2 separate regions of the Mus musculus genome follow, and region 2 is linked to region 1. Evidence: chromatin contacts called from ENCODE POLR2A ChIA-PET data. All regions are on one chromosome and are shown on one strand. The core of a region is the stretch at or near the end of the contact, and the rest is flanking DNA. Distances in the headings are between cores, read along the strand shown.

Region 1 (3,236 bases), core at 542-3,041:
CCTTTCCAGAATCTATCCCTGTTCATTTCCATCCCAAGTATAAAAGCAACAGATGCCCCCCACCCCCACCCCAGAGACCTGTGATCCCTGGAAAGACTATTTTTACACTCATGGTAGGTCGACTCTGTTTTGAACCTCAAAGCCACAAGAGTCCTGATCCATCGATGTATGGATGAGTTTTAAGATTGCTATTCAACATTCTTGACATGGAAACATAATATTGGAATTGCCCCCCTCAACTGCTTTAAGGAGTAGAAAGAGCCAGTAGGGGCGGCTCATGCCTGTATCTCCAACAATTGCAAGACTGAGGCAGGATTGCCATGGATTTGAGGCCAGCCTGGGCTACATAGTGAGCTCTGGAAAAGCCTGAACAAAACTGAAATCCTGTCTGAAAGAAAAAAAAAATCATGAGTATCAGAATCAAACCTCAGGGCCACCCAAACAGCTGTGTTGAAAAGGTCACTGACTTCTGTGTTCCTCTGAGACCTACTAAGTAGCATAACATTTAACCAAAGAGGATAGAAAAAAGCCTACGAAAGTCTCTTGCAGTTGTTCTAGGCTCTGCACACTAATTTATGGAGTCATAAGCCCAGCTGTGCCATCCATTTGTAACTAGAGACAGATTACTCTCATAATTCCGTTGTCTACAAAATGCTGACAGTAAAATTGTGAGAATTACATACGATAACGTTTATCATAACATAAACTCATGGAAGTCAGCGGCTGTGCTAACACCACCGGGGCGCTAGAGCGCGCTGCCGCCGCCGCGGTGGGCCGTCCTGCCTGAGGGTGCTCCAGGAGCGGAACGCCTCGCAGCGGCTTCGAGGCCGCTGACAAAGGAAAGGGCGGAGGGGGGGGGGTCAACGCCTGGAGGACTCGACTTGATGGAGGCGGGGCGAGAGAGGCATCAGGGGCGGGGCCTGCCAAGGAAGCCCGGACAGCGGAGACAAGGTCTGGAGAGTAGGCGTGACGGGGCGGAGCTAGTGGCGCAATGAGGGCGGGTCATGAGACGTGGCTCCTAACGGGGCAAAGCTAGTGGAACAGTGGGGCGGGGCGCGGTGTGACTGGAGCTGACTAGTCCACGTGGTTAGAACGCAGCCTGATTGGAGGAAGGCGGGTCGGTGAGGCGGGAGCGGAACCGGAACGCGTCCTGACAGGGGCGGAGCTCTCGGAGTAGTGAGGGCGGGACGCGGCCTGACTGGCACAGAGCAGTCAGCGTGTTTGGAACCAGGCCTGACGGGAGCTGAGCGAGTAGCGGGAGGGGGCGGAACCCGACCGAGGCCTGACAGGGGCGGAGCTCGCGGAGCAGCGGGGGCGGGGCGAGGCCTGGTAGAGGCGGAGTCCCGGTGCGGCCTGACGAGAGGCGGAGCCCACAGCTCGGCGAAGGCGAGGCCTGATCCGGGAGGGAGGAGCGGAGCGTCAGGGGCGGGCCGGAGTCCGGCTCCTGGAGCGGAGTGCGGTGGGGCTATGCAGGTGTGTTGCTGTTGCCGGTCCCGCCTCCACTTCGGCTCGGTGGCAGGCCGCGCGCCCTTTCGGAGCTAAGCTTAAGGCGGCGCTGACACGGGCGTACTCCGGTTTCAAAGTAAAACTGAAACCCTCCGAGGTGGCCTGACCTTCCCGGAGCCGGAAGGGCTGTCTAGTGACTGACGGGGCTAAGGGACAGGTGTAGTGGTGCTTTGATTCCGGACACGGTGGCGCGCCGGCTAGTGGCCTTTCCAGCTTTGAGGTCCTCTTGGAGGCGGGATTTCCTAGCTGGGCGGGGCGTGGATTATCTGATTAGGGGGCGGGCCTTTCCGATCCTGTACTCCAGGGACAAAACTGGGTGGAGGTCCTCTTGCCCTGGGACTGAACCTTTGAGCCGAGAGCGATCGAGCTAGGAATCCACATCTGTCGCCAGTGAAGTCCTCGGAAGCAGAGGTTGAGCCTTGGGGCTCTCATTTCTAGGGGGCTGAAAGAGGGATCCTAGACCCGGCAGCCACCTGAACTCTCCACTTCTCCCTGTAGATGGCTATGAACGGCAGGGCTCGGAAAGAGGCCATCCAGGCCACAGCCCGAGAGCTCCTGAAGTTCGTGAACCGGAGTCCCTCTCCTTTCCACGGTAGGTGACCAGGGTTAGGGAGGCTAGGAGTGGGAGTGACTTGACCAACTTCCATCGCTGAGAGAGCCCTTTTCCTACAGTCGTGGCTGAGTGCCGCAGCCGCCTCCTCCAGGCTGGCTTCCGTGAACTCAAGGAAACAGAGGGCTGGGATATCGTACCAGAAAACAAGGTACTAAGGGATAGCGTGGGGGCAGACACTATTGCAAAGGCCTGTGTCCCGGATCATAAAGCAACTCACGCCCCTGTCTTTCAACTCTCTCCCCCAGTACTTCTTAACCAGAAACTCCTCCTCCATCATTGCTTTTGCTGTGGGGGGCCAGTATGTTCCTGGCAATGGCTTCAGCCTCATTGGGGCCCACACGGACAGTCCCTGTCTCAGGGTAAGAAGTTAGGACTTGTTTGGACTGAAGGGAGGTGTGGGGGGGGGCGGTTGGGAAGAAGAGATCCTGGAGGTAGAGTTTGCAAGGCCCTATCCCAAGGTCCCGGGAAGAAGGTAGACCCGCCCCATGCTCTCATGTTCCCCACATACACTTTCAGCTGTCAACTGATGTGCTATCTGCTCTGTATAACTTACTGCCTGAGTCTCCCTTCCAGATGTTGTCTTTCAGACATTCCCTTTTTTCTCATTCTTACGCTCAGGTGAAACGCAAATCGCGCCGAAGCCAGGTGGGCTACCACCAGGTCGGTGTTGAGACCTACGGCGGTGGGATCTGGAGCACATGGTTCGACCGGGACCTGACCTTGGCTGGACGCGTCATTATCAAGGTGGTATCGAGGGGCTAGGAACTGGGGAGGCTCTCACTTCCGGCAGCCTGAAGCTTGAATGTCTTCCCATTTCTTAAGTGTACCAGTGAAGAGTCCTCGTGGGGAAGAGGGGACATGATTATTCTGGGTTTAGTAAGGGATTTTATCAGCTGGATTTGGGAGGTGCCCAGTTCTGACCTGGCCGGTTGGCCACAGTGCCCTACCTCAGGCCGGCTGGAGCAGAGGCTCGTCCATATAGAACGGCCCATCCTGCGCATCCCACATCTGGCCATCCATCTGCAGCGAAATATCAATGAGAACTTTGGGCCCAACACAGAGATCCACCTGTGAGTCCACATTCGAGCCAGGGTTGTGATGGCTGTGAGGGTGGGAT
Region 2 (3,506 bases), core at 396-2,895, 43 kb before region 1:
TCCCTTGAAGTCTTGTGTCCCAGATAGTCTGACCTCCCCGGGGTTAGGAACTCTGTTTTATTTTATCCACCTCTGTGTTCCCAGGCTTAGCCTGACCCATGTAGGAGCTAAATAAATGTCTGTGACTTTGGTGGCAAGAAGGTGACACTGCTCATCTGGGTAAACAGAAACAGGACCGTCATGATGTACGGAGTCTTTTCTGTTTTTGTTTGTTTGTTTGTTTAAATAAACTTTTTTAATTTTCTAAAACAAATCTTGCTAAGTAGGCCCGGTTGGCCTTGTATTTGCTCCGTATCCTAGGCTTGCCTAGAACTCATGGCAGTTCTGTATCATCCTCCCTAGTGCTGGAATTACAGGGGGTGCCCCCATATCCGGATTATTCAGCCTCTTTTACTGGATCGTGGTGGAATGGGTCACAGCCTTTATCCACTGTCCCCTTTACTCAAACCTGTCCATTTACCAAGTGCAATAACATTACCTCAGCTAGGCCCAGGGGCCTAGCCCCCACCCCACCCCCATCCCCGCCCCTCCCTTGGGCCTCATCACAGCTAAGCTTAAAACTACTGCCTGGCTTCCCTCCTGCTCTTCCCAGCCCATCCATCCTTCCAGGCTCTCATCAGCCTCGCTTCTCCCTCAGAACGTGCTCTGACCCTTTCCTTGACTATGGTCATCATCACTCTAGCAACTTAGCATCCTTTCACAGGCAGCTGCCCACCGTGCACTAGGCAAGGTTCCCCCATTTCCCCCATTTCCCCCATTTCTTCTGTCTACCTTCCCAAGACTACTACTCCAGTGTTACATAGAAGGGGCCAGGAAAGATCTCTACTTAGCGAACACCGGGGAATGACCTTTTCCAAACATGGGCTGAGGAGGGAGGGTCTCAGGCGAGGGGGAGGGGGGCTGCTGGGGACGGGGGTGAGGGGAAAGATCTGGGAGGCCCTCACTTGGCCTTGAGCCTCTGCAGGTCGTCTATCAGGTTGTCACGCTCCACGTCGACCCGGGCGCGCTGGTTGGTGAGCACCTCCACCTGGCGCCGCAGCTCGCGCATCTCCTCCTCGTAGAGCTCGGCGACCCGAGTCGGTTCGCGGCCCTTGAGCCGGTTGACCTCGGCGGCGAGCGCGGCGTTCTGCTGCTCCAAGAAGCGCACCTTCTCGATGTAGTTGGCGAAGCGGTCATTGAGCTCTTGCAGCTCCACCTTCTCGTTGGTGCGCGTGGCCAGGAACTCCTGGTTCACAGCGTCGGCCAGGGAGAAGTCCAGCAGCTCGCCCGCGCCATAGGATGGCGCTCGGGTGGTCCCCAGCCGGCTAGACCGCAGCGACCCCAAGCCTCCAGCCCCGCCCGACGTGCGCGACACCTGGTACACGCGGGATGTCATTGAACTCGAGGAGCCCTTGGTACCGAAGCCTGCTCGAGGGAACACGGGAGAGCTCAGCGGGGAGCCCAGAGAGAAGCCCGGGGCGCCGCCGAAGGTGCGGCGGTAGGAGGACACGCGCTGGCTGGACGAGTAGGCCTGGCTCATGGTGGCGGCGTGGACGAGGCTGGCTGGGCGGACGCACAGAGGAGGCAGCGGGCGGGCAGCCGGCTGGAGTGGATGTGAAGATGGGTGACGGAGCCCCTTAGCTGTCTGCACTATTTGTAGCCCTCCTGACATCACCCCCCGGCGCCCCTCCCCTGACAGCTGCAGGATCCCTCTGTCCTGCCAGGAAAAGGGCGGCCACAGGCGAGGGGGCGGGGAGGCCAGCTCCCCCGCAAGAGGCCTGCGCCCCTGGACAGCCCCAAGAGGACAGAAGACAGGCAGGCCTGCTGGGTTTCACAGGGCAAGGAGCTGACAGGAGACCCCCGGCCGGCCCCTTTTTTTCCATTTGGATGCCTGCCTTATCCTGGGGAAAGCGGGCTAGAGAATTTCGTTTGTTTGAGGCCCCCTATTTTCTCCGAGGAGAGGTTTTAGGTTATTGGAATGAACAAGAAGGACCCCCGAAGTGTTTTATTCGCACAAGTTGCCTAGAAAATGCTGAGGTTTCCAACGACTGTGGGCAAAGCCCGGACAGGTCTCTACCATCCTTTCAAAAGAGTCTCTAGGTAGGCCTGTAGGGTAGGTACCGGTTAGTCAGAGAGTGACCCTGGCCGGGGCACATGCATATCACTGATACCTGGGTTTTAACTCTGAGCCTCAGTTTCCCTTGGGAGGAATGTTGGCCTTCTGCTTCCCTCAAGTTTATAGCCAGCAAGATAGTTTCCAGAATCTTCTGACGACTGTTTCCAACTGCGTGTAGTCGCACCCCCGCATCGCCTTTGCCTGACTCCTGCGCCCCTGTCTCCCTCGCCCCCTCTCTGATTCATCCCCCTACTCACACCGCCCACACCCACTCACACCACGGGTTTGTGTTTTGTCAGGAGATGCATGTCAAGCCAGCCGTCTCCCTAGCAGCAACAGCTGCCAAGGCGAAATACCAGAGCTGGTATTTATAGAGGAGAAGGAAAGGCCCAGCTAGGAAGCAAGGTACAGGAGAGGCGTTCTGGGGACTGGGAGCCAGGCACCTGAGGAGACAGAGGTGTCAAGGAAGGCTGACAGCGACAAGCTTCAGTCACTCCAGGACCCCAACAGAGATGAAGGCCTGGGGTGTGTTCGCCTCTCTCTTCCCTGAAGCACAAGGCGCACACCGACCCCTAAGGGCATCTACATTTCTCTGTGCACCTTGCTGCAGCTCTTCACTGAGCCCTGACCCTCCTAGAACACAAACCCTGGAGATAGAGTACTAGATTAGGGGTCCATAGCTCAACCTTGGAAATGGAGCCCTGGATTAGGAGCCGTAGTCCTACCCAGGGCTGGTCAGAGAGAAAGCGGTGCCAAAAGGCATGTCCTTGTCCTCCCTACCTCTCAGGGTCCTTAGTCATAGAGTGGGGGCCAAACAGCTTCGCATGACTGTGCAATGAGCCTTTGAACAGGCCAGGGAGACAATAAAGCATACACCAACAATAACAATAATGCCTTATATGTACTGATCCCTGCTGGGAACACCACGCCTGTGACTCCCCAGTTCTCCGATAGCATCGTGAAGCAGGGGCCACATAAATGCCATTTGCGTAGCGTAGCATAGTGAGGTAGCCTGACTACAGGGTCTAGGTGATTGGCTCTTTCTCTGCCATAGAAATGAGCCAATTCAAGCCAGATTAGATGATTTTAAAGGCAGGTTTGTTGGGGAGCTGCTCTCAGGCGAGTTCACTGACCCCAAGGATGGAGGCCAGGGGAGTTTCATGGGTGGGGAGAGGAGGAAAGAGAAAGAAGAGAGAAAGGGCTCTAGCTCAGAGAGAGAAGAAGAGAGACCAAAATGTCTGGATTATATAGGGATGAGCCTATGGGAAAAGGGCAGCTAAGCCCCTGGACTGGAAAGTTCAAGGTTGAGGGCAGGGTATACCAGGTAGGGACTGAGGGATGCTGAGAGAACCTGGAGGCCAGGTCTACTTTGGTAAAATATGTGCCTCAGCCCCTTGACCCCAGCTCTGAA

Evidence for each region. ChIA-PET counts read pairs that join two places held with the same protein, here RNA polymerase II (POLR2A).
Region 2: POLR2A ChIA-PET joins it to region 1 with 16 read pairs in embryonic stem cell. The contact joins the promoter of Des here to the promoter of Dnpep in region 1. POLR2A ChIA-PET finds 5 or more read pairs at or near these places in 4 of 5 experiments (Patski and embryonic stem cell).

The regions. Positions count from the first base shown.
Region 1 is chr1:75,315,572-75,318,807 of GRCm38, reverse strand. Dnpep (aspartyl aminopeptidase) reads left to right here and starts at 1,791. Exons shown (of 15, transcript NM_016878.4): 1 at 1,791-1,917; 2 at 2,005-2,098; 3 at 2,179-2,267; 4 at 2,365-2,478; 5 at 2,738-2,863; 6 at 3,059-3,189. The coding sequence starts at 2,005.
Region 2 is chr1:75,358,431-75,361,936 of GRCm38, reverse strand. Des (desmin) reads right to left here and starts at 1,645. Exons shown (of 9, transcript NM_010043.2): 1 at 945-1,645. The coding sequence starts at 1,519. RefSeq lists a promoter at 1,603-1,683, silencers at 1,684-1,971, 2,138-2,183, cis regulatory regions at 1,972-2,138, 1,413-2,581, 1,534-3,506, 997-3,506 and an enhancer at 2,183-2,582.